Regions from separate parts of the Homo sapiens genome. Here region 1 is linked to region 2. A link is an interaction called in ENCODE POLR2A ChIA-PET data of the cell type or tissue named here. Cell type or tissue: PC-9. All regions are shown on one strand. Links, peaks and the distances in the headings refer to the core of each region. The heading gives the core; the rest is flanking DNA.

Region 1 (16,104 bases), core at 4,268-12,267, 52 kb after region 2:
CGCTGACTGCTTCAAATGAGGTTCCAGCCAATAGTTAACATCAGCCACCAGCCATGTGAGTGAGGATGCCTCCAGATGATTCCAGTCCCCAGTGGTCAAGCCACCCAGCTGTTGAGTGTTACTAGCTGAGGCCCAGACATCATGGAACAGCAGCAACCTGCCCCCCTTGTACCTGGTTTGAATTTCTGACCTACAGAATTCTTGAACATAAAAAAATGGTTGGTTTTCATAGTTGAATTCCAGTGTAGTTTGTCACATAGTAACTGGAACAGGGACCCAGGTTCCTTTTGTCACATTGCTTTGCCATCTAGGTTGTTACTCTTACATGTTTTTTTAGATGTTTCACCACCACATCTGCATTCCAGCCATCTGGATTGAAGAAGTACAAAAAAAGGCACTGTATTCCCCTTCAAGGGCCCTCCTCAGAAGTAGCACAGTCACTTCTGTTCTCATCTCAATGGCCACAGCTGAACTGGAACATAGCCACATCTAGCTCAAGGAAGGCTGGGAAATGTGTATTTATTCCTTGTGTATTTGCACCTAGCTAATAATTAGAGAATTTGTTTCTTTGAGAAAGAAGGATACAAGGATATGGGGAAAAGTTTCTGCTACAGTTGTACGCGCTTGATTATACCAAGTTCTTTACTTTGTGCTGTATTAATGGTAGTTGTTTCTTTCCTGGGAAATTTTCCATTTCAAAGAGCTCTTAGTAGTAGGTTTGTTGGAAAGCATTGTATTTGTGGGTAGGATTAGGTTGGCTAATATTGGTTCTATTTTGCACATGAAAATGAAACAATAGTAACTTTAAGAGAAGGAAGTTTACTTTTCTCTTACTTGAGAGAAGTCCAGCAGGAGGCAGTCCAGGACTGGCATGGTTATAGCCACCATCCACAGAGGCTCCTTACTTCTTGTTCCTGCAGACTTAGGCTGCTGCTTTGTGGTCCTAGATGGCTGCTTGAGCCATATTCATCGGGTCTGTGTCCCCAGCCAGTAGAAAGGAGGAGGGAAGGAAGAAGGGGCAAGGGGCTCATGCCAGATGTCTTACAAAGAAAATTTCTAGAAGCTGCCATATAACACATTAGCTTTTATTTCATTTACTGGAACTTTGTTATTGAAAGTAAGGCTGGGGAGGTGTAGTTTTATTCCAGGCTACCATGTGTCCCCATCAGAATCAGGGTTTCTTTTACTAGGAAATGTAGCACAGCTCACAGCTGTGAGTCCACAGCTCACATCATATTCCTTATACTGTCAATTTGAAAAGAGCTATGTGGTTTGCCAGAACTTGGGCCACACTGTATATTGCACCATAAACAGAATGGTTAGAAACTGTGCATTTCAGAATGTTGTGATTTACGTTTGTGTTCACATAAAACTTCAGCCATTCTTTCCCCATTATTATAAACACTTGGGTTTGTAGGGACATCTGATGTTTACTGGCAGATGACATGCCATGTACAGACTGTCAGTGTTTTAGCCTCAACTCTCAAAGCCTTTCCTGAAAAAAATAAATCCCATTTCTAGTGTATACATAATAGGGCCATCTGTCACTGTTTCTCAGTTGTTTAAAGTTGCATTGTTTGAAGTCCTGCTTTTCTAAAAGTGTATTTTTTTTTCTTCCTGGAACCATCTCTGTTCCTTTGCTTTAAAATGAAAATAGTCTGAATGAGTATTTTAGCCCTTTCTGGAATGAGACTGAGCTTGCTGCAAGGCATTGATTCATCCAGTATCACATACAGTTGCTGAGAGCTTTTGTCTTATTAATACTTCTCTTGAAAAAAGACCATGACTCTTTGTTGTTCTCTGTATAAAACCAACTTTTCTGCCCTGTGTACTAGGCTTGAAAGATTTAATTCATGATTGAACTTGGAAATGCAGAGAAAATATTGTCTTTTATGGCTGATCTAGTCATCTTTATGAGTTTCACCTTCTGATTAGTGAGAAAATGTACTAAAATTGAATCTGTTTTAAAGCATAGTCTGATGTGGCAAATCGAACAGTCTCCTCTGATCTTTGTTCTGTCTTAGATAAAAATGCTTGGTTGTTGAAGGCAGCTTCCTCTCCCTCTCTTTTTCTCTGCGTGTCTTGAGGGAGAGATGTGGCTTTTGCAACCTTGCATTTCTGGGGAAAACACTGTGCTCATTCCTGCCAGCGTCTTTATCCTGGCTTTTAGGACCCCTGCTTCCTGGGTGATTTGTACCCCTTTTCTGTCTTGGATGCCTGGCACCTTGTGGGCCACTGATTCTTAAGTCAGCTACCAGTGAACTCTGGCCCATTCTTGTGACTCAGGCCGTGTCCCACATTGATGTGACTTCCCCTTGGCTTTCCACTAGTGCTCCACACCCATCTGCAGTCTTTCTGGGATGCTTGATTGTTCCTGGCCCATGTGATCTTCTCTGTATCCCTTGCTAGAGAGCCCCCTCTCCCTGCTAGGATGACCCCTCTGGGAGGTGTCCCAGCCAGACACACAGACACTTCTGTGTCTGGTCTGTACCAAGCAGAACCAAGGGTAGCCTCCTTTACACGGTACCAGATAGGGAGTGGGTCAAGAGCCCCCTGTGCCTTCCACATCACTCCTTATTCACTGAATGCACCTCCTCCTCTCAGGGCCAAAGCCTGAACAGGAAAAATTAGTCTTGACTCCCCTCTTGACTCCGTCGTCTTTCTCCTACATATACTATATCATATCCTCCTTTTAGCTAGCCCTATGGCTCTGCTGTCATCGCTGGAAGTGGCGTGTCTTTTCTACCCTGGAGAAGAGCTAGATCAGGCCCCTGATTAAAAGGAGGCAGGGAAGGGAGACAGAAATAAAAGCAATTTGGAAACATCTTTCCAGGCAATAGTATGGCTAGCAAGGCTATGTGTCTTGCTGAATAATCCTATTTTATAAACCAGAAATGGTTATTCCTGTCTTTTTATAGAATTTCTATAATCTCTTTTTTAGGCTGATAAACACTTCATGCCAAAAGGCAAAAGAGAAAATGGGAATAAATTTCAAAATATTATTTTATAATACTTGCCTTAAAGTCTACCAAAATTTTTGTCTTCTTAAACTTTACATCATCAAAGTCAGTCTCTGAGCTAGTAGTGTTTAGCAAGAATAGGGGATTTGGTAATCTGAAGACCTGTGATCAAGCCTTGATTACGAGATCAGTGATAAGGATAAGCTGCTCTCATTGAGTAGTACCTCAGTTTCTTCATCTTTAAATGTAAGTATCTGCCTTACTTACAGAGTATATGTGAATGTAAAGTGGGGTAATTACATGAAAGTATTCTGCCAATGCAGTGTGATTTTATTAATACTAGTTTCCTTGTCTCACATTATGCTCATTTCCATTTGTGTATTTCTGCTACTGCTACCTACAATTGTCTTCTTAAATTTTACATAATCAAAGTCAGTCTCTGAGCTTCTAGCTACCCACAACTGTGCAACTCCTGTACAACTCCTCCTGCGTGCCCACAGGTCTGTTACAAGTACTCAGGGTTACACTGGTAACTCTTCTCTCAGTCCCTATTCTGCATGTAGTCAACCGGTTTCCTATTTAGTGTCTAATGTCTTGTTTTTTTTTTTTTTATTTTCTTCATTAGATTTGAAATGACTTGATGGCAAGGAATATATACTTTATATATGTTTTATACATTTCATACATTTTCTGGTATTTTTTATAGTCCTGGAATGTACTTCGGAGCTGAAAAAAATAGACATTACTTGGTATTACTATAAGCTAGTGAAATAGAAGGGATAATCCAATTATATTTTCTTTATAATCCTGTTGTTTATCTCATTCCTTTCTGATTCTGAAGAGTACCTAACTTCTGAATAACTTATACTAACTGAAATTATTCAGGACTTATGAACTAAAGAACATATGTTTAATTTAAATACTTTATCCATATCTAGTTTTGACTGTTAGAAAATATTTTTAGGTTTTACAAATTTATCTTGGAACCATGAAGTCATTTATTTTACCACACTAAAATATTCATGGGTCAAAGATTTAATTTTTTAATTTTTTTTAAGAGTTGATTTGTTTGAATCCAGCTCTAATATATGTAACATTTTTATTTTAGTGGCTGTGTTTACATAGCTCTTGGATCTTTTCAGGGGCTATATCTTCAGTTTCTGTAATTCAGCAGATTTTGTCTATATTTTGCTAATAAATATTTATGAGGTTGCCATGTGGGAGAAACTAGTGATAATGAGAATGGTCTGTATTTAGAAGCAATTGAGCACATTTACTCTCAAGGACCTGTGATAGATGACATGCTAAAGTAGATTAAATGAAGTCTGGATCTCTCAATTAAGAACATAGAACTTAGAAAGAATCAGTCACACAGACCCCATCGCAGAAATAAAATTTCATAGAAAAATTGTATAAATTCAGACAGAAATCTGCCTTTATTATGAATGTTACTTATTTTGTTTACACTTTTTAAAAGGTTAGCATCTACAAATAAGTTACGTATTTCTTTTGTTGAATTAATTGATTTCCTTTTAGAAGTTGTACTTTATAAATAAGTTACTTTACTCTTACCAGAGATCACTTGGAATGGCATCTATCACTATATATTCTTCAGTTTCTTTCTTATTCCTATTGCTAAAAGAAACCGAAAGTCATTTCTTTTGTAATTGAAAATTTCATTATCAGTGGTATGAAGTGAATTTCCAAAATGGCTCATGTAAACAAAAAGCTCCATTTTAAGAAGCATTACTGTGTTCTTTGTTCTAGGCTGCATTTTGGAACCATGGACATTTCACTGGCTATGCTGTTATGCTGTTACTCTAACTGGACAATCAGTTGTGTTTTAAGGGTAGACATAACTATGAACAAGTGTCTAGTTAATGAATATGCCTCCATGATACATGTCCTGTTGCCACTTCCAAACCTCATTTTGTTAACTTGTGCTTACTCATTTCATTTTTTTCCTAAACATTTTCTCCAGAGAACTTTGGTTAACTTAATTTAAAACAATAGGTTTCTTGGAGTCCCATTTGATAATTCTGTGGTTACTAAAGTAGATAGAGATTAGCAGAAGCCAGAAGGATGCCTCTGATGTTGCCATTACTAGATTGCAGGAAATATTTGAGATCAATGCATTTAAGTCTATCAAATAGCACTAAGAAGAACTACAGTTTTATGTTAAGCATTCTCTTAGGTGCATAACATTCATTATTTCTTTTTAGCTTCTATGCAAGTGTTTGAAATGGGTGCTATTTATCCCTATTTTACAGATGATGCAAATAAATCTTAGGGAGTCTTTAATAAGACTGTTGCTTTAGCCAATAGAGTTAGTAGCAGAGTGGGGATTTGAGGTCTGGTATTTCTGCCTTTGAAGTTGGTGCTCTCTAAACTGAGAGGAAAATGCTTATATGCAGCCATTTGAATGTTCTGTTCACTGTTTTCTGTTGCCTTCCTGATAGACTCCCAGCTTTTTAGCATGGCATATCTTTGTAGGTGTTTTATTCTAGTGTAGCCATTCATGACTCTTCTGTATGCATTGCATACCATATCCACTCTCACAGTTATGCCTTCTTCTACCTTATACTCGCCATATCACTGCCTCCTACGTAAAACCACACAAATACAAATCAAAGAGATGAAACAGATAGATAAACTCAGTCTTGTGGTGGCTCACACCTGTAATCCCAGCACTTTGGGAGGCCGAGGCGGGTGGACCACCTGAGGTCAGGAGTTCGAGACCAGCCTGACCAACATGGAGAAACCCCGTCTCTACTAAAAATACAAAATTAGCCAGGTGTGGTGGTGCATGTCTGTAATCCCAGCTACTCAGGAGGCTGAGGCAGGAGAATTGCTTGAACCCGGGAGGCAGAGGTTGCGGTGAGCTGAGATCGTGCCATTGCCCTTCAGCCTGGGCAACAAGAGCAAAACTCCGTCTCAAAAAAAACAAAAAAAACAAAAAAACTCAATCTTGTTTATAGTAATACAAACTGCTATTGTATTGGAAAGTGTCCAAACAGCCTTAGTAGGTGATTGAATAAACAAACTGGTAAGTCCATACAGTCAAATGCCTCTCCATAATCACAAGGAACAAATCACTGGTACATGTAATAGTGTGGATGAGTCCCAAATGTATTATGCTGAGTGAAAGAAGCTAGATTCAAATGACTGCATGCATATATTTATGTGAAACATAGAACAACCAGAGCTAATCAATCTACAGTGTCAGAAATCAGGTTGCCTGTGGGAGTGGGGGTGGGTATTAATGGCAAAGAGGCACAAGATAACTTTGTTGGGGGATGAAAATGTTCTTTATCTTGTTTTGGGTGCGGGTTACAGGATGCAAACAATTCTCAAAACTTTTTGAACAGAACACTTAAAATTTACTTATTTTATGTTAGTTGTACCTTGATTTAAAAAAAAAAAGCATAAAATCAAGCCAAGCTCTTTTTGCATAGTTCTGTCATAGCACTTACCATGCAGTTTTGCAAATTCTGGCTTCCTAGTCTGTCTCCCATTGGACTAAGACAGGATGACTCATGATGCCTTTTTGTATTGCCAGTGCTTAGCACTTGCCTGGTGCTTAGTGGGTTTTCAAGAGATGCTTGTTGACTGAATGGAATGCTACCTTGTTAAAAAGCCTGGCCCATTAAAAAAAAAAAAGAATAGTTTGGAAATACTGGAGACCCACTTGTGTGCTTGATACAAGCTTTAGAAGCATGGAAATCTAAGCTTCATAAGAGTTGTGATTCAAGCCATTATTAACTTATAGAGATTTGTATGCAAAAAGTGTAGACTGAGTTTCTACATTTTTAGTAATTTGCTTTGAGCTTTTCTAGTCAGGTGTCAGGTGATGCCTGAAGTTTAAAATTCTATAATATCCCTATTCTACCCTCCTCTCTTCTCTTTTATTTTGGAATGATTTTGGCCTGGAGCAGATCCCTGAGTCATACCTGTGGCTTTAGGAGTCTTGAAATTACTTCATTATGGAAAAAAATTTTAGTTTCTAAGTTTAATTTCGTAGTTATACAGAAGCTGCTAAATGCTCACTTGGTCTGTAGGTAATGGGCCACATGGTGGTTCTCTATTCTCTGAGGGAACCCAGTGGCTTATTATCTCTTGGGAAAAATTCCATAGCATTTTAAATGGCTGCCTGAACCTGGGATTGCAGCTTTAACCCTGTATGTTCAAGCTGACACCAGCAGTAGTGTCACACATTTTAAAAAGTATTGTACAAATTGAGAGATTCTCAAAACCAAAATATCACAAGAATGCCTGCTGTAAAAAAATAATTGTTAAAAAATAGATATTCTTTGAAGAAAAATTGGAAGAAAAAAGATGAAAATAAAAATTACTGATTATCTTACCACCTACATTTAATTACTAATGTTATATTGGCATATCCCCTTATAATCTTTTTTCTTAGGCACTTCCAAGCATTTTTTCCCTATTGGTGACGTCTATTTAATCAATGCGTAATCTTTTTTTGTGGCTCTATGATAACTGACTTGATAATTTTTCTATTCTTGGATGTTTAGGATGTTTTTCTACTAGTAGCTAATAATAATAGCTAAAAAATATTGACTATTAACAGGCATGACTTGCATTTAATGTTAAAATAAATATTTTCTTGTTTTGATCTTCATCTGAAGTTTGGATTTTTTTTTAGATTCCAGAACCTGAAGCATTGGGGGTTAAGAGCATGGATTCTGGGGCCTTGAACAAATTACTTAACTTCTGAATGCCTCTTTTTAAAATCTGTAACAGAGGAACAATAACCATCTGCTGTTGTGAAAAATGTAAATGCTTGGGACAGGGCCTGGCATATAGTCAGTGCTATATAAATATGAGACATTGGCTTATAGAACACAAAACATTATGAACACTTTTAAAGCTTTTGCTCAGTATTGCCAAATTCTGGAAAGGTTATACCAGTGGAGTCTCCCATCAGTGCTATCTCAGGGTGATTGTTTTTACCACACAGAATTAGCTATTAGGAAAACTTCCTCAGTATGTGTCTGTTGCTATTGGCACATCATTCATTCTTTCTTCTTTACTAGCCCTGATTTTTGTTAGATAATTTATCTACTTCTTAATAAAAGTGTGGAAACAAAGAAAAATGCATTTCCTCTTCTTTTCTTTTGCATATTTTCTTTTTTTTGTCTTAGGGACTAGAAGGTGACTATGTTACTTTCTCATGAAGATAGATAGGAGGGACTGTGGAATTTGAAAGTTTGAGACCACTCTTCTCATAGTAGGCAATAAAGAAGCGTATATTATTTTTAAAATGTCTGTAAGGAGATCTCAGAAAGGTGTCCAGTTCTTCAAAGTTTGCCTTTGGTTTTCAGGACAAGCAAGTGGACAAGGCAAGAGTTCACTATAAAGTTAAGGTATGGTGCTTGCTTTGGCAGCACATATACTAAAATTGGAACGATACAGAAAGTTGAGGTATGGAGATGATCAACCCAAGGTGATATTCTCTAGTGGGTAAACTCTTCTCCTCTGACTCCAGTCAGAGCTACTTTATCTCTGTCTGTTTTACATGTTGTGTTTTGGGTATTGACTGGGAGAATGAGTCCTTAGCTAAAACAGGTTTGAAGATCTTTTTACCAAGAGGAATTAAGCCTCAGAGAGAAGTCTGCGGGCACCCCACACACTTAACATTTAATGTGTGCCTTTCCTTTTGCTCATCTGTACTCCTGGGTGTGGCTGCAGGGAGAGGGGTGCAGCGATGGTGGTGGTAGCGGCAGAGCCCTTCTGGGATGGTGTTGGGTTAGTGTGGTTGTGTTGAGTGTGGTTCCTAAAGCCCACTGGGGCATGCATGGTGATCCTGTAACTAAAGCAGTTGTCCATACCAGCTGTAAACTACAGTTAAATAAGCAACTTTAAGTGGGAGGCCATGTGATTATGAACAAACCCAGAATGAAAATTTTTTCCAGTGGTTCAGAGCAGTTGTCTTTGGTGTTCTCCACCCATTTATTCCTGCTGATGACTCACTCTGTGACTGGCCCTGTTCTATTATAGGAATGAAAAGCATTACACATGTGAATCATACCTGTAATTTCCATTGCCTTAAAAAATGTGGCCTCACAACCTGAAAAAATACTCTTAAACTCCCTGGTCAAATTAAAGAGACCACAGTGATATGAAAGTAGTTACTAAGAATTCTAGATCACTTTTTTTCATGAAAAATGGAACTTCTTATATGAATATTAGGCCGTGTATTAAGGTATATCTGATTTTATTCCTTAGGCCGTATTCATGGTACCAGTCCATACTTATCAAGAAAAACTGATTATGTTCAGGGTAAACGGAATTAGAGCATTCCACTGTGTAGTAACCTACAGTATCAGAGAAAGGCAAGAGCTCCCAAGCTCTTATTTTTTATTTTTTTGAGACACAGTCATACTCTGTCACCCAGGCTGGAGTGCAGTGGCCCAATCTCGTCTCACTGCAACCTCTGCCTCCCGGGTTAAAGCGATTCTCCTGCCTCAGCCTCCTGAGTACCTGGGACTGCAGGTGCACACCACCACGCCTGGCCAATTTTTTGTATTTTTAGTAGAGACGAGGTTTCACCATGTTGGCCAGCCTTAAACTCCTGACCTGAGGTGATCTGCCCGCCCAAAATGCTGGGATTACAGGCCTGAGCCACTGCGCCCGGCCCAAGCTCTTATTTTTGACCTTGTATTGATTTATACCATCACCTTGAGAAGAATGAAAATTTCTCTGTACCTTTTTCTAATTTACAATATAGGGGACTTTTATGCAGTTTATTTAGTGAACGGCTTGATCCTAAACAGCCAAGGACATTTTATTTTGGTTTTTCTTTTTCTGGAATTGATATAGTAAGAAATCACATCTGTTTATCTTATGTCCTGTCCTAGTTCCTTGATGTTGGAGACTGTATGGGTTTGATTCACCCTTACCTCTTAATTTTGTACAGTGGAAAAGGTATTAGAATATCCGGGCCAAATTCCAGCTCTGCTGTTTCCTTGCTTACAGAAATCTTGGGCTAGGTTATGTTCTTTGAAATTTATTTTTAAAAAATCAATAAGAAGAGGATGATGATCCATAAAGACAGTAGTAAGATTGTTGTGAGATGATGTGAAATTCTGTAGTGTATAGTGTTGTGATTTTGACGTTTATTGCATGTTCTGGATAAGAATTTGCTGATTTAATTGAAGTGTCTAGGAAGCCAGTGTATTTCTTGAGAGCCTACTACATAATCTTAATTATACTCTATTATCGTATTTAGTGCTTATAAGAATACTGTGTGAATAGGTGTCTAGTAATACCTATGATTCTGTTTTATAGATGAGAAAACTTGAGTTGCACAGAAGTTAAATCATTTTCCCAAGCTGAAATTGCTAGCCAGTTTTGATGCTAATATTTGAACCTAGGTTTATGTAGATTCCTTGCCTCCTACTGATTCCTAAATCTTGTTTTTTGTCCTTACCATAGCTGCCTACCAAAGCCTACCAAATACAATCTAGTGAAGCCATATACAGGGTATACAACCATATACAACCATAACCATATATGAAACCATATATAGGAATATATATTCTTTTATATTTTGAAGTCTAAAGGCACCTACTTATTTAATGAACTTATGTTGGTATATGTTGTCCAGGTAGGCTATTGGCTGGGACAGAAAATAGCATAAAGGTAAGAAGAAATAGGATTCTTTCAGAAACCAACAAGTCATAAAATTTCAAAGAAACTTGAAAAACTGTATTTATTCCTTATAATTTGTTGATTTTATTTTTATCTGAGTTACTGGAGGTCCTGCTTTAATAAATTTTGAAGGTATCTTGTATGAATTTGATTTTTAAAGTGAAAACTGTTCTGTTTATGTCCTTACATATATGTAGTGATTATAAAAGTTTTCAAAACTGAATACTTTAAAACACCAAATTACTTAAGGTCTTCATAATATAATGGATTTACCTTACATATAAATAATGTAGAAATGATGCTTATTGAATTTATTTTCATCGAGTTACATATCTCTGTGCTTTGGGGTATATTCTTATCTAGAGCTCTGAATCTAGAAAGAAAGGCTGATAGTGAAAACCTTTTAAAAAAGTCTAATTTCTTAAGGTTAGCATGTTACAGATTAAGAGTTGCAGAAGCTTTCTGTCCTTAAACAGTGACTCAGATCAGCAGAAGTTAGATTATATATAATACTTAAATGTTATAGCAGTATAACTATAATTAGGAATCTCTTTATATGTTTTTAGGATGCTCAGGTAGGAGAAGGTAGATTCTAGGAGTTTTATATTCAATTCTTAGCCAATTGTGAGAACAGATACCAGTAAATTCCTTGTCAGAGCAGAACCTGATCCCCTAGATCCCAGCCAACAATAAGATTGAACCTCAGCTGCTCAGCAACTGCACTTACAGGAAGGCAGGAGATCTGATGACTGGGAGAGCAGATAGTGGTAGAGGAGGAGATACACAAAAAAGCATTTGTATGGAGAGATTTATGGCATTTGTAGTTTACATCTCAGCTTACCTAGCACATTCTACCATTCTACTCTTGTCCTGTGTCTGGATTCATGACAAATGCTGACAAAACCATTTGTTTTGTTCTGTGGCAATTAAACTTTGAACAAGGAGACTCTTCACGCAGTATAATTTCTGACTATATTCTCAGTAACTGATTCTCCTTTCAGAGACCTCCTGTGCCTTCACTGTTTTGTATCTCAGACTGGGCAGCCATTCTCTGAAAAAGGTATCACCAGTTGCACCTTCACCTCTGCTCGCCAACTCTCACCCCTCCCCTGTCTTCTCCCCTTTGCCTTCCCTCCTGCAGCCATCAGCCTAAGAGCAAGTCCAGTCACGCCTGGAGTGCTTAACTCTGCCTTCAGACCAGAATGGGGTACTCTGGCATGTGTCTCAGTATTTTTTTCTATATCTTCCATAGAGTCCACCGGAATATGTAATACATAAATGAATAAAATACCTGAAACACATTTTTCCCTCACAGTTATTATTAATAGTAATAAACAAATACACCCTCTTTGTAAAATAATCAGGCACTCAATCTGGAAATATGTAGAATGAGATAGGAAAGACACCATCTACCAACCTCTCTCCTTATAGCTTCCACTCTCTTCTACTGATGAAACTGCTCTTCCTCATGATATACACCTTTTATATATATTATTTTCCATTTTTTTTCACTGATCTTGTAAACCTCTTTTGTGTTACTATGTGCAGATTTTCCTTTATTAAAATTTTATAGGATAGGTGAAAGGTGAACTATAATTCATTCATTTAGTCTCCTGGTGACTGATATTTAAATTGTTTCAAATATTTTGCTATGGTAAACATCTTAGTATGCTAATCATATATAAGCAAGTATTTGTTTCTTACAGGTAGAGTTATTGGTTCAGAAAGTATATGGATTTTAAGTTACAGTGGACACTACTAAATTGCTCTCAAAAGAGTCTTTGTGGCCGAGTGAGGTGGCTCATACCTCTAATTCCAGCACTTTGGGAAGCCAAGGCTAAAAGATTGCTTGAGGCCAGGAGTTGGAGACCGGTCTGGACAAAAAAAGGGAGATCCTATCTCTACAAAAAATTTTAAAAATTAGCTGGGGGTGGTGGGGTGTGCCTATATAGACCCAGCTACTCAGGAGGCTGAGTTGAGTGGATTGCTTGAGCCCAGGAGGTTGAGTTTGCAGTGAGCTATGATCATGCCACTGTACTCTAGCCTGAATGATGGAGTGAAACCCTGTCTGTTAAAAAAAATAAAAAATAAAAAAGTCTCTGCCATTTTACACACCCACATTACGGTAGCTTGGGACTACCTATTTCTCTGCATTCAGCATTATCATTCTTACAAATTTGTGCCAATATGAAATAATTTTATCTGCATTTCCTGATTAGAAAGATGCTTTAGTATTACCCCATATTTTTGTTGGCCATTTGCATTTCTTCTATGAATTGTATGCTCACATCATTTGTAATTTAGGAAGAGCTGTCCTTCTTACTAATTAATAGGAGTTATTACTCTATTTGGATATTATTGATGTATATTTTACATATATAGCAGATGTTTTCTTCTAGTGAGTTTTTAAACTTTGTCTACAGTGTCTGCTGTTATATCAGTGGTTTGTCAAATTTGATAGTTTTGTTTAGTTTTTTTTGGTTCATGACTTGTTTTGAAATATTCTTCCCACCCAACTATTTTAAAACCATTATTTTCTATATTTTTAAATGGTTCCATTTGTTTTAAGAATTGTCTTATTTCTAATATTGTATAATTTCTTCGTGTACTACCAGGTAGTATAAATCCAAAGATTTTACTGTAGCTGTGTGTTGGACTTGTTATTTCCACACTTCTCTTGAAATGTGCAAGAAGAAAGCTTTTCTTAACACCTTACAATATTTCTTTGTACATGCAGCAACATGAGAGTCTTTTGTTGCCACAACAGAGGCAGACAATATTTATTACTGTGAGACCAACTGTAGGCTTTATGTATGTGGGACTTTGCAGTAGTGACTAAGCTAAGAAATTACGTGGAAATAACAGCATTTGTATACTTTCACCTATGGAGTCCTAAAGTATTTTGGAAACTTTTTCTTAATGATGAATAATTTTATCTGATAACTTTCCTGGTAAGGACCTTCCTTTTAACAAAAGTAGGGTGGAGGGGCGAGTGGCTGGGGAGTGGACTGTGGCTAAGGCTCAGAGTTATTAAGTAGCTTCCTCTAAGTCTGTCCTTCCACAGAGATAAGTCACAGATGAGTGGATGAAAGTTGGATTGACTAGAACATGAACATCAGTTGTACGTCTATACTAATAGAAATAAACCATAATGATGTTCCTGTGGGAATGAACATTTGAAAAGATTTTTCAATTAAAATGAGAGTGGGGACTTTTTCCTATTACCCATTTCAACTACGTGGCAGCTACAACCTCCAGTCACCAAGTAATGTTGGCTGAGATTTCTGTGGTTGAAGGTCAAATCAGGTAGGCAAGTGAGGTGTTACTAGAGTGAGGCAGTGCTGTCAGCTGATGATTGGGTGTGAGCTGATAGCTCACAGGTGGTTTGAGATGGGATTCTGCAGGGTGGTGATGTGCAGCCTCTTTGATTTGTTTTCACCCAGCTCCCTGTTCACCAACCATCCATTGTCCATCTTTTTCAGGAACTGATCTTTTCAACGATCCCAACTATTCCTTCCTTCTTTCGTCTATAATACCAACAATCTTACAGCTGTTTACTTGCAATATTTTTACTGTGTTGTACCACAGAGCTATTTCCAGGCAGTAATGGGGAAACTGACTAGCGTCCTTTCTTCTCCCTCCATATTATTTCTACACAACTCTAACACTTAATGTTTACCTTTTTTTTTTTTGAGATACAGCCTTTTTCAAAGTTTTTCTCCATCTTTTAAAATTCACATCTGATCCTTAAACTCAGAAATCTCATCCCTGCCTTAAATTCTGATGTAACTTCTTAGTGAAGCATTGCAGCTCCCCTCCCTCCACTCTTTAGAGTCATTAAGCTCAGAAGGTAAATTCCATCTTCTGTGGATTCCCACCATTAACAATCGGGCCAAGCTTTACTTTTTTTTTTTTTTTTTTGAGACAGAGTTTCACTCTTGTCGCCCAGGCTGGAGTGCAGTGCTGTGATCTCGGCTCGCTGCAAACTCCGCCTTCTGGGCTCAAGCAATTCTCTTGCCTCAGTCTCCTGAGTAGCTGGGATTACAGGTGCCTGTCACCATGCCCTGCTAATTTTTTGTATTTTTAGTAGAGATGGGGTTTCACCATGCAGGTGGTCTCGAACTCCTGACCTCAGGTGATCCACCTGCCTCAGCCTCCCAAAGTACTGGGATTACAGGCGTGAGCCATCATGCACAGCCCAAGCTTTACTTTTTATTTTTAACTCATTTTTTAAAAGTTAGAATTTTATTTCCTAAGTATGAAATTATAAAGTTGAGTAGGCTTTTACAAACTGCACTCTCTGCTCTTGGTAGCTTTGTGATCCTGGGCAAGTTGTTTAACCTCTAAGTGCCTCAGTTTCTTCATCTGTAAATGAAAGTTATCTCACTGATTGTTATGAGTATAATGTGCAGTGTGTGTGTGTGTTATATATGTGTGTGTGTAATTGAGAACAACATCTGGCAAATAATAAGTGCTCTCTAAGTGTTTGCTATTATTATTATCCTGGTTTCAGTGAAATAGACAGGCTTAGGCTTTCGTGTAGCGGAGGCAAGGGCTCTAAAGATAATTGGAAAAGGAGAGATAGGAAGAGAAGGGCTATTTACTAAGCAGATACTTTGAACTTCTCAGCAGGATCTGGTACAATTTATTCATTTACAGTATATTTAGAATAGGGTTAGAAAATCATATAAAGATGTTTTAAAGCATTTTGGCAACTGTTAATCCAGCAGTATTGTGGTGTGATTGAATGGTGGTTTTCTATTGCTGAAGTAAGTAGTGATCATTTTTGTTTGTTTGTTTTTTGGAATTAACTATGTATACAGTTTCTATTCAGGAAGGTCTATTGGTCTAACGTTTCAGACAAGCATAAGAATGCCAAAGATAGTTTGTCTTTTGCTTGTTTAGAACAAGGGTTCTTATGTCTTGACTTTTCATTATTCATTTATTCATACTTAGAAGTGAAGTGCTCCTAAATTTGAGGCACCTTGCTTTTCCTGCATTATTAGATTAGGGGTTCTATTGTTTGATGACATAAACGTTTAGAATCAGACTTCTTAAGATCCCACTTTGGCTGTGGAATTTTAGGCTAGATTGTTAATCTCTACAACTTTAATTTTCACAGCTTTAAACTGAGGACAGTACTACCCAACTCAGAATTATTGTGAAATCCAAATGAAAATGTATCCATAAGGCATACATAAAGAAATACCCAAAAGTGGTTTTCTCCCAGAAGGATGTATGTCTAGCCTATAAAGGTGATCCTTCCAAATCATGTTACTAGCACACATATCAGGGATAAGTTAAACAAGTTAGGCTGGATTTTTTTTATTTTTATTGCAGGGAAATTCTGCCTGGGGTGTTAGAAGAGAGAATGTGATGAGTTAGTTCAGCTGTGAAATCTAACATCCTATTGGTTCGCCTCATTGCAAAACAAAAAAAGGGAATTAAAACTTTTTTTAAAGGACTTCTT
Region 2 (16,104 bases), core at 5,460-13,459:
ATCAGTTGCCATAGAATATTTTCTTTTTTCTTTTCTTTTCTTTTCTTTTCTTTTCTTTTCTTTTCTTTTTTTTTTTTGAGTCAGAGTCTCTTTCTGTTGCCCAGGCTGGAGTGCAGTGGTGTGATCTCAGTTCACTGCAATCTCCACCTTCTGGGTTCAAGCAGTTCTCATGCCTCAGCCTCCTGAGTAGCTGGGACTACAGGTGTGCTCCACTACGCCTGGCTAATTTTTTTTTTTCGTATTTTTAGTAGAGATGGGGTTTCACCATATTGGCCAGGCTGGTCTCAAACTCCTGGCCTCAAGTGATCTACCTGCCTTGGCCTCCCAAAGTGCTGGGATTACAGGTGTGAACCACTGTGCCTGGCCTGCTTTTGTCTTATCAAGGAACTTATATTTCTAATCACTTTATCTATTAATAAAGAAGTGAGTGCTTTCTCTTGTTTTCAAAGTGGTCTTGACATTGATATATCAGATTGTGGTTGGTGAAAATGAGAAAGACCTTTGGCAGGTCACCTTGTGTTTACCAGGCAAATGGGAAAATAAGGCTGACACAGTTTCATCATCAGCTGGTAGTTAACTTTAAGCTTTGTTTTTTTCTTCTCCATTTTAAATGAAAGATAGTATCCAATTTACAAATGGATTTGCTTCACAGTTTCTTTTTAAATGGGCTTAAATGGATCTCATAATAGCACATTTCCTTAACATGTTCTGTTAGGAAACCAAGGCATAATATTGATGATGCTATAGCATCCTGACGTTTTACTTCATTCCATTCAGAAAATCCAGAGCTGGGTCCATGGCCCATTTCCTTCTGGTAGCAGGGGGAGAGGACCTGGCTTTTCTCTGGATCCCTCCCTGGTGTCAGCTGAGAGACTTTCCTGGCTTACTCCTTTCTCTACTGTCAGGGACCCAGTACTTCCTGCTTCGTCTCTCAGGTTGGGGCTGGGAACATGCTCCCCATCCTACCTTTTTTTTTTTTTTTTTTTTTTTTTTTTGAGACAGGGTCTTGCTCTGTCGCCTAGGCTGGAGTGCAGTGGCACAATCACAGGTCACTGCAGCCTCTACCTTCCAGGCTCAAGTGATCCTCCCACCTCAGCCTCCCAAGTAGCTGGGACTACAGGTGCATGCCACCATGCCTGGCTAAATTTTGTAGTTTTTGTAGAGATGGGGGGTCTCACTATGTTGCCCAGGCTGGTCTTGAACTCCTGGGCTCAAACGATCCTCCTGCCTCTGCCTCCCAAAGTGCTGGGATTTCAAGCAAGAGTCACCATACCCAGCTTCCCATTCTACTTTTTTCTCCCAGGTTTTTTGCTGGTCAGAACTCCTTGAAAACCTGAGGTGTTCCAGCCTGAAAGGAGGCTGTATCTTGTTCTTCTTAATGAAGATGACATGATGTAGCAGGAGGAATAAAACACATTTGGAGTCAGGATACCTGGAGTTACCCTGATACTGCCTTTTTTTTTTTTCCCTGTGAGACCCTGAGCAAATCATTTGCCTTTTAATTTTGGTAGGGGTGGTGGGTGTTTAGTGTATGTGGTGTGTAGTTTGCATTATGTTACATCTGATGTCCCTCACTGCTTTAACATTACATACCACATATTTCAGAAGAGGATTTGCAAATATGATCACATATTTCAGAAGGGGATTTGCAAATTATTAGGTTCTTAAAAGGTAGGAACATAAGATTTTTAACATAGAATTTATGAACTTTTACACATGGTTGAACAAGAAACTCCTTAGAATTCAGATGTTTATACTTGGGTATGTTATGAATAACTGACATAGTCTCAGTGTATTACTATAAAATGCTGCCATTTCTGGAAGGGGTGGTATCATGTTGTGTGTAGATATAATACATATATTTTTAAGAGATGGGAGTCTTGCTCTATCACCCAAGCTGGAATGCAGTGGCACAGTCATAGCTCACTGCAGCTTTGAACTCCTGGGCTCAAGCGATCTTTTCATCTCAGCCTTCCAAGTAGCTGGAACGTGCCACCATGCCTGGCTAATTTTTTATAGAGGTGGGGTCTTGCTATGTTGTCCAAGCTGGTCTCGAACTTCTGGCTTCAAGCAGTCCTTCTGCCTTGGCCTCCCAAAGTGCTGGGATTACAGGTGTGAGCCACTTTACCTGGCCCATAAATATATTATAACTAAAATTTGCTCTTTAACTGTTTACTGAAAGTACGGGTTGTCATCCTTTTATTTTCTATAGGCCAACACGTTTAGTGCTACTAGGAGACAAAAATAATAAAGTAATACTGATAGGTAAAAATGCTATATTTAAAATTCCTAAAAATTTGCATATCAAAATTTAAGTTGTTCATATAATTTCTTAGGGGAAAATGAAGCAGAAAGAAGTTTATTTAAAAGTTATACCCTTGTGATTGAAAATCTGTCTAAAATATATCAGTTTCTTTTCTTGTTCTAGTTCAAGGTGGTAAACATAATTAAGCTTTATTGAGTATCTTGCCACAGAATGAATCATGAATGGTTACGTTTACTATGATTTTATCAATGATCTATGTGGAAGGTGGGAGATTAAATTAAATGTGTGCAGGCATCAGCCAAAAATTTATTAAATATTTTAATGCTTTACATTTTTTCTTTCAGGTAGAACTATGAGAGATAGTATATTGCAGGCTCTAATTTCTTTGGTTTCTAATGTTTGACTATATAAGAATATAATCATCATAAGATGGCAATATTCATTATTAAATTTAATTTATGCTACCACTCAAATGGTTAGGTTGTGAAATAAGATTGTTTAATAGTGTTTGAAAGATTTGTATACCCCTGAGACTCTAGCTAGCACCCTGACTGATGCCCTGACAGAAAAAGATGATTGGAGCATTCAGAAGTTATGCCTCACTCGGGGAGGGGCAGTTGAGATTTGTTCCCTGATACCAGACCCATTCCTTGAATACTTTGTGACTGATGAGATTGACTTTGGAGTGGGAGACAGAGAAAGAATTTGGGGTGCGGTAGTATCTTGGAGGCTTAAGGGAGAGCACCAAGAAGCAGATCACAGGGCAGAAGAGGGATGAGTGCCTTTCAAGAGAAGGTGGGGAGGTTTGAGAGGAGTGAGTCAATAGTGTAGAGTCCTCACACAATCCTGCCTCCCAGCTGTTCCCTTTGCCATCAGATGCTGAGTGATTTGACATTACAGATGACCATGGAGGGCAGTGTGGGTGATGAGGAAGGCTGCACCGCACTGTGGGATTCACATTAGGCAGTCCAATATAAACCAGACTTACACCAGACTCATGCAACAAATTTGCCCACTAGCCATTATTCACAAATTACTGAAGTTATCACTGACTGATAAACACAGAATACCAGCAGGTGGGAGGAAATGTTGTCTAGTTTCTATTATTAGCTTGTGCTCCATCTGCTGATTATAAAAGTTTCACTGGTTCATTTATTTTAACCTCTCAATTGAATCTTACTGCAGGAAAACAAATTGTAGAATACATCTTACTAGTTGTGGGAAATCAAATTTAATTTGAATAGCAAAAAGTAAATAGAATGATATTTTATGCTGAATCTAAGTAGCCACATCCGTAGTCTTCTTTATTAAAGGAATGTTGGGTTAGCTCAATTGTGGATAATTTTATTATTTTCATTTAGGAAACAATTACAACATATTAGATAAATGGTAAATCATTTTTTACCCTTTCTTCTCCATGATTTAAAAAATAAGAATGGAAAACATGAATTTTACATTTTTTTCCCACTGCATTAAGTTTTATTATTACTGTGGTTTGTTTTTATTTCAAACTTTTCATGTTTCATGTCTCTCAACGCTTTTTGTCCTCAAACTTTATTGCTGGAGTATTTAATAGCAAATATAAACGATTCCTATAGACTTTTGTATTTTTGAGAAAAAAGTAGCAGCACGGACAATCTCAGTTGGTTTTTTTTTTTTAAACAAAGTACTGTTTTTCAAAAGAAACTATAACAAACAGTTGTGGACTTTGTTAGGGCTTGGGTAGGTGGGCCAGAAGTCATGGGGTGTTACTTGGATGACGTCATAGCTCAGGGTCTGGTTCTTAGCCCAGGGAGACTCACCCTTTCTAGGTAAACAAACTCCAAGGTGCCTGATGTTTAAACCAGAACTTGTTTATTAACGTATAGTGAAAAGAATTCAACAGCCAAGTGGTTTGGACATTCATGTTGGATAGAAGACTAGTACATTTTTTTCTATCAGAAAATCTGTATGAGAAGCCATAGTATGCCTGGAATTGGAAGTAATAGGAATTATGTTTTGACCAGCAAAAAATTTTTATTGGGATGAAGTCCAGCCTACCAATTTTTTTCTTTTGTGGTTCATGCTTTTGATGACATGTCTAAGAAGTTGTTGCCTAACTCAAGATTATAAAGATATGCAGCTACATTTTTTTCTAGAAGTTTTATAGTTTTGTCCCTTACATTTAGGACTGTGGTCTGTTTTGAATTAACTTTTGTGTATGATGCTAGGTAATATGCTAGTTACGTATGAATGTCTAGTTTTTCCAGCACTATTTGTTGAAAAAACTGTCCTTTCTTCCGTTGAATTAACTTGGCACCTCTGGGAAGAATCTGTTGACCCTATATTGCTAGGTCTGTCTGGACCCTGTTCAGTTCCATTGACCCGTGTGTTTAATTTTATGCCATTACCACACCATCTTGATGATGATAGCTTTAAATGTTGCAATCAGGTAATGTGAGTCCCAGTTTGTCCTTTTACGTAATTGTTTTGGCTAGTCTGTTCCTTTATATTTCCATGTAAATTTTTAAATCAGTTTATCAGTTTCTATAAAAATGTTTGCCATGATTTTGATTGTAATTGTGTTGAGTCTAAAGATCAGTTGGGAGGCTGGATGCAGTGGCTCACACCTGTAATCACAACACTTTGGGAAGCCAAGGTGGGTGGATCGCTTGAGCCCAGGAGTTCAAGACCAATCTGGACAACATGGCAAAACCCTGTCTCTACAAAAAACACACACCTCTAGTCCAGGCTACTTGGGAGGCTGACATGGGGGGACTGCTTGAGCCTGGGAAGCGGAGGTTGCAGTGAGCTGAGATTGTGCCACTGCACTCCAGCCTGGGGGACAGAGCGAGACCCTGTCTCAAAAAAAAGGTCAGTGGGGAGAAATTCACAAGTATCAATATTGAGTCATTTGATCTATGAACGTAGTATATATTTAGATCTCCTTTAATTTCTCTCAGCCATCTTTATAGGTATATAGAGCTATAGGTATATTATATAGACTCATATCTGGGTTCAAATCATGGCTCTGTCACTTATGGAGTGACCTTGGTCAAGTTTCTTAGCTTCTGTGAGCGTCATCTTCCTTGTCTATAAAATAGGGATAATATGTCATTGGTTTTGTCTAAGGGTTAAGTGAATTGATGTATGTTAAAGGCCTAATGTTATGCCTGGCAAAAAGTTTACTGCACAATACAAGTTGTTGTCATTATTATCATCATTGTCATCTTTACCATCAAGTAATGATGGCCTGTTGGATCCACCTCTGCCAAATAGTTATTCTTGCCCAGCAACCAGATGGTTAGTAGCAGCTGCTCAGGGCTCCCTTTATGGTCAGCATGGCTGATGAACACTGCCACACGCTTGCTTTTAGGGCCTCTCTTTTCTCTACTCCACACTACCATTCATTCTCCAGCTGTAGCTGTTTACACATTCTTCCTTTGGATTATGTTAATACCATTGATTAGGCCACAGCTTTCCTTGCATTTAGTCCAGTCTTCCTTTGATTTTCCAATATTGCTTTCTGCTTTTGCTTGGAAGATTTTGCTCTTTTTGTATGTCACTGTCTTAATCTCTCCTACTATGTGTTTATGGGTTTAATTTTCAGAGTTTGGGGCTAGCTCACTATCACCCCATTTTCCACTGGAGTATTTTGTAGATTGGGCAATAACTTAACTAGAATAACATACTTTAAGTGTTTGCACAGAATATATATTTTTAAATTTTGCCTCATTTATGGGAAAGTGGGGGAGAAAATGATATTTTTTATTTAAAACTTTTTAGAAGATGAGATGTGAAAATAATTTGATAGTGACTAAATCAACTGGTTGTTACACTGTTATTCTCAGTCTTATGAATTCAGAAAGTCCACTGTTTTGAAATCAGAACCTTGTCACTTACCCCCATCCTAATGAGGTTTGCATGTCAGCACTGTCAGGGTCCTTCAGGGAAATGCAAAGCAATTTCTTACGGGGAGATTTGGGATATCTGTGTCTATGTGATGTCTACATTTTTGTACAGTCATGATTTAACTTCAGAAAGAGTCTGTATTTGGGACTAAATATTCTATTCCTTTCTGAATCATCAAATAATCATTACATTGTATTCAGTATTGGTTTTAGAACAAAATATGCCACTTCCCAACTGTTTAAATCTGGGCAAAGTGTGTATCCCATCTGTGTATCAGTTTCCTTTTCTCTGAAATGGGAATGATACTAGTACCTGCCTGTTTTGAGGATTAATTTAAGTTACACTCTTAGAATGGTGCCAGTAGGCACATGGTAGATAATAAATGTTAGCAGCTTATTGTAGTTCTTTGAAAAGTGACATCCCATGCTTGTCTTATTCAATAAAAATCATTTAACCAAATTGATAGTTTAACCAGTTGTTTTGCTCTTTAATCATTCTGCTTAACTAGGAAATACTGAAGGTGTTTTTTTTTGTTTGTTTTTAATGTGAATCTGTTCGTTTTTACTTAAGAGCTGGTATAACTACTGTAGTAGTTCAGGGATAGTATTTTGACTCCATGGTGATATTAACTTCAAATTTCAGTTAATAGTAAGTTCAGTTTTATTTTTTAAGATAACATGGAAATTTTGTCTTCCAATAGTGAATGTGATTTTCCAAAGACCTTGTATTTTACCTTGTTTCTATATAAACTAACTCAGTCATAAGGAAGGTATTTGATTTGCTGACACCCACATAGGAAATCAAAACTCTTGGCTGCCTCGTTTGTTTCCCCAGTCCCAGATGATTCAGTTTCTTTAGAAACTGCATGATGCACATGATTTATGAATTATTTATCAACTTAGCTTGAGAACTCTGTCAGTTGTTTAGACCTTGTTTTACAGACAAAAGTAATCTGAGTAATTTTAATGAATAAATGATGATTTGTAGAATATATATTTATTTAAATGTTTAAAATTAAATATAAAATTAAAAATATGGAAATGATCTTTATATAATCAGAACACTCACAATTTTGTACCCTAAATGAAATTTAATGAAAAATTTAGAATTAAAAGGGATATAATTTTTACATCTTGTAAAGTGAGTTCAAAATTAGTTAAGCAACCTCAGCTTGAAATGACAGCTTGAAATGACACTATAGTAGCAAAACTTGCTGATTCTACTTTTTATGAATCAGTAATGGGCGAGAAGTGTTCTTGTATGTAAGGGATTACTGATAATTATTATCAACAGAATAAAGGCTTACTCTAACAAGATCTGGGGAGGATTATAGTTTGGCTTAATACAGTTATGTTCATTTCCTCTGTGCATATGTATTTAATGGAACTTCTTTAGCGTGGTCGTTAGAGCATTGTCTCTTCTATGATGTGGCCTTAAAAAATGTACTATTGCAGTGGAATTTTAGGTAAACCTGTATTGAGCCTCAGCAGATTTTAATTGTCAAAAGAGGCTAAGATATATTAAGATTTCTTTGGAGCAAGCAATATAATATTTCTTGTTATTTCTTTCTCTTTAAATCAGTATATAGTATCAATAGTAAATTTTAGTAATACCAAAACAGTTATCTCTGTGAAACTAGGGTCATAATTACCTTAAATTTTTTTTTAACATTTATTTTTAATCTTACTTAACGACAGCTTTTCCTAGAACTGTATTTCAGAGGCATTGCAATAACCTGGTTTTCAGAATTTGGAAATTGTGTAAATCCTTCTCATTGCAGAGTCACAGATGATCTCTCTGATTACCATGCATTCAATCCTTACGGTAAAAATCTAATTGTGGTTGGAGCCCTTGGGATGTTTTACTACTTAATTATGCAATATATACACCTTAGTGTATCCTGTGTCTTGGTAGTTTGATTTTGTAAATGAAATCTATGATTTAAACAGTATATTCAAATTTACGCAGTAAAGATAGCCAGCTAAATTGTAACAATTTGGAAGACTGAATTTGGTCATATGTTTGGTATTGAGGACTTTAGATTCAGTGAAATGGGGTGGTGACCCTTGACCTTTGTTCTTTGCTTTCATTTATGTGATGGGAAAGCTGCCTTCATTTCTAACACAAATCTTCCCTTCACTTCAAATCTCCCATTTTTGGAGATTGGGTTACAAAGAAATTGTATCTGTGCTTTTCAGATTTTTCCATGAACTACAGAAATTCCTGTGGCACTGCTCCCTAGGGAGTTGTTCTAAGCTTTAACAGAAGGCATCTTAGAATAATGTAAAAGGTCGGGGTTACCACAGTATTAAAGTATTTGAACTCTTGGTCTGTCAGGATGGGAGTTGACTTTGTTGGCCAGCCTGGTCTGCCTGTAAGATTCATATCAGGGGTTGTACGAGTTGGAAAAGCATCTCCTCATATCTTTTTTATTGAAAGGGAGCTCTGCCTCTGGCAGTGCAGAAAATGATTGCGTGAAAAGTTTGATAATTATATCAAAAGAAAATGGTGGTAGTTAGGTTAAATGGAAGATGCTTGTACTCACATGGTCCCATTAAAGGCTATTCTATTGTTTTTTTTCATATTTTGCAGTCTCCTTAACATTTAAGAAACTGAAGGTGTATTTAATCAATAGTGTCACTATGATAGATATTAAGAAAGAAAAAAACAACGCCGATGGAAAACTAAGCAAAGTTACCAAGTAAGATTGCAGCATAAATTTTAAAAGTGATTTCCCAAGGAATAGGCTATATCCAGACACTTGGCTAATATTATTGCCCTTGTTCTACAGTTAATGGTAGGTACGCTGTAGTATTTTAGGAGCACAGGGTTTTACAGTTTTGGTTCTGCCAGTTAACCTAAGATTGACTTTCCTCACCTGCAAAATATGGATAACATCCACTTCCCTGATTTTTGTGAGAATCAAATGGGATGATTTATGTAAAGCATTTAGCTCAATGCTTAACACATTAAAAACAGCCCCCAAATGGCAGCTATTATTGCAGATTTTCATCTCAGCTACAGTATTTTGGATTATTTGTCAGTACTGTACTATCTTTTAATGTATGATATTCTTTCTGTGTTCTGGGCCTTCTTAAAGTATAATGATTTCCCTTTTCTCGAATTGAATTTGACCTTTTCAAAAGTCTGGAATTTACTGAAGACAAAGAATTATCCAGTGCTTTATGAATGGGGATGTTTATATTGGTTTGGCTGGCTTCCAGGTGGCAAACAACATTCAAAAGCAGACATAAATTTTTCCCTTCCAAGAGGCCACATGGTGCTCCTTTCCTGCATCAGGCTCCCATGGATATCAATGGGTGTAATGTGTGTAAAGCAAGGGAAAGGTCTTGCTACTAAAAAGTAGGGCACTGTGCTATATCAGATAAATTAGTACGTTCCCATGAGCTCATGCTTTGTCCTAAAAGATGTCTTTGTCTTAATGTCCTGTTAGAGTCTAGCTGGCAGTTAGGAGTCAATATTTGATATAATTCTCAGTGGTTGAATCCTACTAGGATGTTCATAGTTTGTGTATATATGTATATATATATACATGTATAAAACTAGTAGTATTAAAGCCCAAACAAAAATATTTATTAAAATCTTACATGCTACACTTTGTTAAAGTGTTATTGGCTGAGTTTCCCGTTACCAAATTTAAAAGGTTGACTTACATTTTTTCCCTAAGAGTTTTAAGAAAAGTGGTACTTAAATTCATAGAGCTAAGAAAATTGTTGCTCATTGTCCATGGATATCAGAAAATATAATTTTGATTGTTTATAGAATTATAAAAATTTTAATAGGGTACTCATATTGTTAATTCCATGTCATCATTCTGCTAATAATGCTCAGATTATTCCTTAAATATAAAAATTAAATAGATGAATGAAAAAACAAAAAATAGAAATGGTAGTAGATATTAAGGAATTAGAAATTGGCTTTAGTTTCTCTCTTAATAATTATTATGTGGACGGCTGGGTGTGGTGGCTCACGCCTGTAATCCCAGCACTTTGGGAGGCTGAGGTGGGCCAATCACCTGAGGTCAGGCATTCAAGACCAGCCTGGCCAACATGTCCAAACCCCTCCTGTACTAAAAATACAAAAATTAGCCAGGTGTGGTGGCACATGCCTGTAATCCCAGCTCCTCGGGAGGCTGAGTCAGGAGAATCGCTTGAACCCGGGAGGTGGAGGTTGCAGTGAGCTGAGATCATACCATCGCGCTCCGGCCTGGGTGACAGAGCAAGACTCCATCTCAAAAAAAAAAAAAAAAAAAATTATTGTGTGACTTGTATTAGTAAGATTAGAACATTAAATACATTTTATATTATCACTTCTTTAGACTTACATTGTGATTTTTTTCCTTGGGGCTTCTCAAACATTATATGTAAGTCCTTTATGAACATGTCGAGTCTTTGGGTTCTCCATGTAGTTATAAAGATGAAGTTACATATTTGGCGGGTTGGGGTGGGGAAGAGAATTTTAATTCTCTCTGGACATTTTATAAGAGAAGACATTTTAGATCCTTGACTAGCTTGTGAATAATATGTATTAAGCAAATATACACTCCCAGTATGAAAACAGTTTATAGGGCCTTTTCATATTATTATCTTATTAGATATTCTCAGATAGCGGTATTTCCTCATTCTACAGCAAACAGACCTGAGAATCAGAGAAGTTAAATGTTTTGGTTAAATTTATACAAATGACCGTGCTTAAACAAGTATCTCCTGAGTGTAAGTGAAAAACAGCCTTTGAGACTGGGGAGATACGACAATTAAATGCATTGTCGTCCTGGATGAGATCCTAAAACAAAAAGAGGATATTAATGAAAAACTGATGAAATCCATATAAAATCTGGAGTTTATGTTTTAAAAAATGTGGCAAAGGTTAAAAATTCTTTGGGGCAACATAATGTAAAAAGTTTGAAGACAACCGAACAGATTAAAATTTTGCACATGTGTGAGTAGATAGGAGGTTTTTTTTTTTTTTTTTTTTTCTCCCTGAGACAATGTTTTGTTCTGTTGCCCCGGCTGGAGTGCATTGGTGTGATCATGGCTTACTGTAGCCTTGAGTTCCTGGGCTCAGGTGATCCTCCCATTTCAGCCTCCTGAGTACCTGGGGCTACAGGTGTGTGCCACCATGCCTGGCTAATTTTTTGTATTTTTTGGAGAGATGGGGTTTCACCATGTTGCCCAGGCTGGTCTCGAACTCCTGGGCTCAAGCAGTCCTCCCACCTCAGCCTCCCAAAGTGCTGGGATTACAGGCGTGAGCCACTATGCCCAACCTTAGATAGGAGTTTTTATTTTTTTTGTTTTTATTTTTTATCAGGTTGTTGCTATATACATGGCATTGTAACTATTAACACCTCTGAAAATGCTTCTCTACAACTTTTTGAAACTTGTTGAGTTTCTTGAATCTTCCACCAGACAAAACCTAATTTTCTGTTCTAGAGAGAGGCAGATTCTTTTTCGCTGGGGATGTTCTCATCCTAGGATATCAGAGGCACCATGGAGATTGGGGATAGGAGTTTTTCATTGTGCTATTGCTTTTCATAGAGAAACTTCAGAAACAAACTAAATGCTTATCAGTATTATAATGGATAAGTTAGTGATTGTATAGTTGGGCAATTATTACTATGTACAGTTAAGAAAATGAACTAGAATTATATCAATAGAGTTGACTCTAAAGAAATTGTTAGTAAATAAAGCAGGTTGCCAGTTAAAAACAAACCTTTGAATAACTTTCAAAACACTATACTATATGCACATGATTACAAAATCAAACAGTACAGAAGGATTTATAACGAAAATGAAGTGTTTCAGTTCCCCTTCTTCCCTTTGTCTACTCGGTTCCCACAGTCTATTTGGAATTATGTTTAAATGTGTCTGGTGGTTACAGGCATATCTTGGAGATACTGTGGGTTCAGTTCCAAACCTCCACGATAAAGCAGGTATTGCAATAAGTCAAGTCAGAGAAATGTTTTGGCTTCTTGGTGCATATAAAAGTTATGCTTGTATTATATTGTAGTCTATTAAGTGTGCAATAGCATTATGTCTAAAAGAATAATGTATACACCTTAATTAAAAAAGATTGTATTGGCTGGACGTGGTGGCTCATGCCTGTAATCCCAGCATGTTGGGAGGCCGAGGTGGGGTGGATCACTTGAAGTCAGAAGTTCGAGACCAGCTTGGCCAAGATGGTGAAACCCCATCTCTACTAAAAAAATACAAAAATTAGCTGGGCATGGTGGTGCGTGCCTGTTATCCCCGCTACTTGGAAGGCCGAGGCAGGAGAATTGCTTGAGCCCAAGAGGTGGAGGTTGCAGTGAGCTGGGATTGTGCCACTACACTCCAGTTGGGCAACAGGGCAAGACTCTGTCTCAAAAAAAAAACAAAACCAAACAAACAAAAAACACAAAAATGTCCTTATTGCTAAAAAAAAAAAATGCTGAAGGTCATCTGAGCCTTCAGCGAGTCATAATCTTTATGCTGGTAGAGGGTCTTGCCTTGATGTTGATGGCTGTTGACTGATCAGGGTGGTGGTTCCTGAAGATTTGAGTAGCTGTGGCAATTTCTTAAAATAAAACAACAGTGAAGTTTGCCATATCAATTCATTTCTTTTCTTGAAAGATTTAGCTATAGTATGTGATTTAAAAAAAAAAAAAAGAGAGATAGTTTCTTGCTCTGTTGCCTGGGCTGGAGCACAGTGGCACAATCATAGTTCACTACCACCCAGAACTCCTGGACTCAAGCAGTCCTTCTGCCCCAGCCTCTTGAGTAGCTAGGATTATAGGTGCAAGCCACTGGAGCCAGCCTGTGATGCTGTTAGCATTTTACCCACAGTAGAACTTCTTTCAAAATTGGAGTTAATCTTCTCAAGCCCCGCTGCTGCTTTATCAACTAAGTCCTATGTATATTCTAAATCTTTGTTGGCATTTCAATAGTGTTCACAGTGTCTTCACCAGGAGTAGATTCTGCCTCAAGAAACCACTTTCTTTGCTGATCCATAAGAAGCAACTCCTCATTCATTCAAGTTTGCTCATGAGATTGCAGCAATTGAGTCCCATCTTCAGGCTTCACTTCTAATTCTCTTGCTATTTCCACCACATCTGCAGTTACTTCCTGGACTGAAGTCCTCAACCCTTCAAAGTCATCCATGAGGGTTTGGAATCACCTTCTTCCAAACTCCTGTTAATATTGATATTTTGACCTCCTCCCATGAATCATGAATGTTCTTAATGGTATCTAGAATGGTGAATTTTTTGGTGAATTTTTTCCAGAATATTTTCAATTGAATTTACCCATATCCATCAGAGGAATCACTATTGATGGTAGCTGTAGCCTTACAAAATGTATTTCTTAAATAATAATACTTGAAAGTTGAAGTTACACCTTGTTCCATGGGCTACAGAACGGATGTTATGCTATTAGGAATGAAAAAAACATTGATTTGCTTGTACCTCTCCATCAGAGCTCTTGGACTAGGTACATTGCCAATAGCAGTAATATTTTGAAATAAATCTTTTTTTTTCTGAGCAATCTCAATAGTGAGCTTAAAATAGTTATTAAACCCTTCTGTAAACAGATACGCTGTCATCCAGGCATGTTTTTCTATTTATAGAGCATGAGCAGAGTAGTTTTGCGTAATTCTTAAGGGCCATAAAATTTTCAGAATGGCAAATGAGCATCAACTTCAACTTCAGCTGTATTAGTCCCTAATAAGTGAGTCATCCTGATTTTTGAAGCTTTAAAGCCAGGCTTTGCCTTCTCTCCAACTATGAAAGTCCTATGTGGCATCTCCAATAAAGAGATATCTATGGTATAGTCTTCCATTGGAAGACTGTTTTGTCCACATTGATAAACTGTTGCTTAGATTCACCTTCATCAATGATTTTAGCCAGATTTTATGGATAACTTGGTGCAGTTTCTGTATCAGCAATTGTTGCTTTGCCTTGAACTATGTTATGGAGATGGTTTCTTTCCTTAAATCTTACGAACCTACTGCTAGCTTCAAATCTTTCTTCTGCAGCTTTCTCACCTCTCTCAGCCTTCATAGAATTGAAGAGAGTTACGACCTTGCTCTGGATTAGGCTTTGGTTAAGGGAATTTCTGTCTAGATCACTGAAACTTTCTCCACGTCAGCAGTAAGGCTGTTTCTTATCATTCATGTATTCACTGGAGTAGCTTTTTTTTTTTTTTTTTTTGAGACGGAGTTTCGCTCTTGTCACCCAGGCTGGAGTGCAATGGCGCAATCTCGGTTCACTGCAACCTCCGCTCCCGGGTTCAAGTGATTCTCCTGCCTCAGCCTCCTGTGTAGCTGGGATTACAGGCACCTGCCACCACGCCCAGCTAATTTTTGTATTTTTAGTAGAGATAGGGTTTTGCCATGTTGGCCTCCTGACCTCAGGTGATTCGCCTGCCTCAGCTTCCCAAAGTGCTGGAATTATAGGTGTGGGCCACCATGCCCAGCCTGGAGTAGCACTTTTGATTTCCTTCAAGAACTTCGCCTTTGAATTTACAACTTGGCTAGTTATTTGGAGCAAGAGGCCTTGCTTTTGGCCCGTTTTGGCTTTCAACATGCCTTCCTCACTAAGCTTAATAATTTCTAGCTTTTGAGTAAAGTGAGAGATATGTGACTCTTCCTTTCACTTGAACACATAGAGGCCCTTGTAGGGTTACTAATTGGCCTAATCTTAATACTGTTGTGTTTCAGGGAATAAGGGGGCCTGAGGAAAGGGAGAGAGGCCAGGGGTATGGTGGCTGGTTGTTGGAACAGTCAGAACACACATTTCTTGATTAAGTTTACTGTCTTATATGGTTGTGGCTTGTGGTGCCCCAAAAGAATTTAAAGAGTAACCTTAAAGATCAGTGATCACACATCATCATAACAGATATAATGATAATGAAAAAGTTTGAATATTGTGAGAATTACCAAAATATAACACAGAGACAGGAAGTGAGCCCATGCTGTTGGAAAAATAATGCCATTAAACTTGCTTGACACAGGGTTGCCACAGTATGTAAAATGCAATATCTGCACAGCACAATAAAGCCAAGTGCAGTAAAATGGATATGCCTGTACTTCTGTATTCTAAATAAAATGCTTATGCTGTGATTTTTAGAAAAATATGCAAACTGCAGACATTTGCTCTTAATTCCTGTTAAAATAGATGAGGATTTACTCTGCTTATAGTCCCCTCCCTTCCTTTCTCTCTCCTTCCTTCCTTCCTCCTTCCTTCTCTCCCTCCTTCCTTGTTACGTTACTACAGTATATAACAATATTTATTTTTTAAAATTTAGTTTTTTAATCAGATTGTTTATGTAGATAGTTTAAAACTGAAATAATTCTATAAATCTTATTATGAAAATCTGCAGTTGCTTCTGTAGCCACTCACCCCCACCACTCCCAACCATTGCCTGCATCCTAGAGACAAGCATTTCACACTGCAGGCTGTTTCTTTTGATATTTAAATCATATCACTAGATAACAAATTTTTGGATCTACTTCTTGATTTTCTGTTTTGTGCCCTGTGTATTGGATTTCCTCTCTGGAAGAAGAACATTTAGCTCACTCTCACCGTTTCTACCACTAGACAGGTCATACTCTCCATTCTCTGTCTTCCCAATGTAGTTACCACATTCATTAGTCTAGATCACTATTCTTTGTCACATTATTGTGATTTAGTAAATGCTATTCACAGCTGAGTCATGAGTAAATTATGACTGTTTCTTTCTTGCATGACTTTCCTTGTTTGTGCTCTGTAGTTAATAATTGTCTTGCTTCTTTGCTTAGTTTTCTATGTATTTATCATAAATTCACCCCCAGTTGTTAACGTTATTTTCTCCAAACATTCAGACACATTAGGTATTGCATCTTTTTGGGTCTTACTTGCACAGAACCTTGTGAGCTGTTCTGTTTCGTTCTGTATGGTTGCCCCGTATCCCTGG

The links. Peaks named below come from ENCODE experiments on the same cell type or tissue, not always from the same donor. Only the 100,000 strongest peaks of a DNase experiment are listed, where the experiment ranks them.
Region 1: POLR2A ChIA-PET joins it to region 2 with 10 read pairs; 4 of 35 experiments call an interaction of 5 or more read pairs at or near these places.

The regions. Positions count from the first base shown.
Region 1 is chr6:56,742,601-56,758,704 of GRCh38, reverse strand. The region is part of intron 4 of DST (dystonin); the gene reads left to right. Among named protein-coding and RNA genes, the nearest start is that of DST-AS1, 93 kb to the left of the region's middle. RefSeq lists a silencer at 909-958 and an enhancer at 6,236-6,819. In PC-9, for the core only: no CTCF peak of the experiment used is centred there; a DNase peak (open chromatin) is centred at 8,954; H3K27ac peaks cover 1,697 bases.
Region 2 is chr6:56,796,075-56,812,178 of GRCh38, reverse strand. All of the region lies in intron 4 of DST (dystonin), which reads left to right. Among named protein-coding and RNA genes, the nearest start is that of DST-AS1, 40 kb to the left of the region's middle. In PC-9, for the core only: no CTCF peak of the experiment used is centred there; no DNase peak of the experiment used is centred there.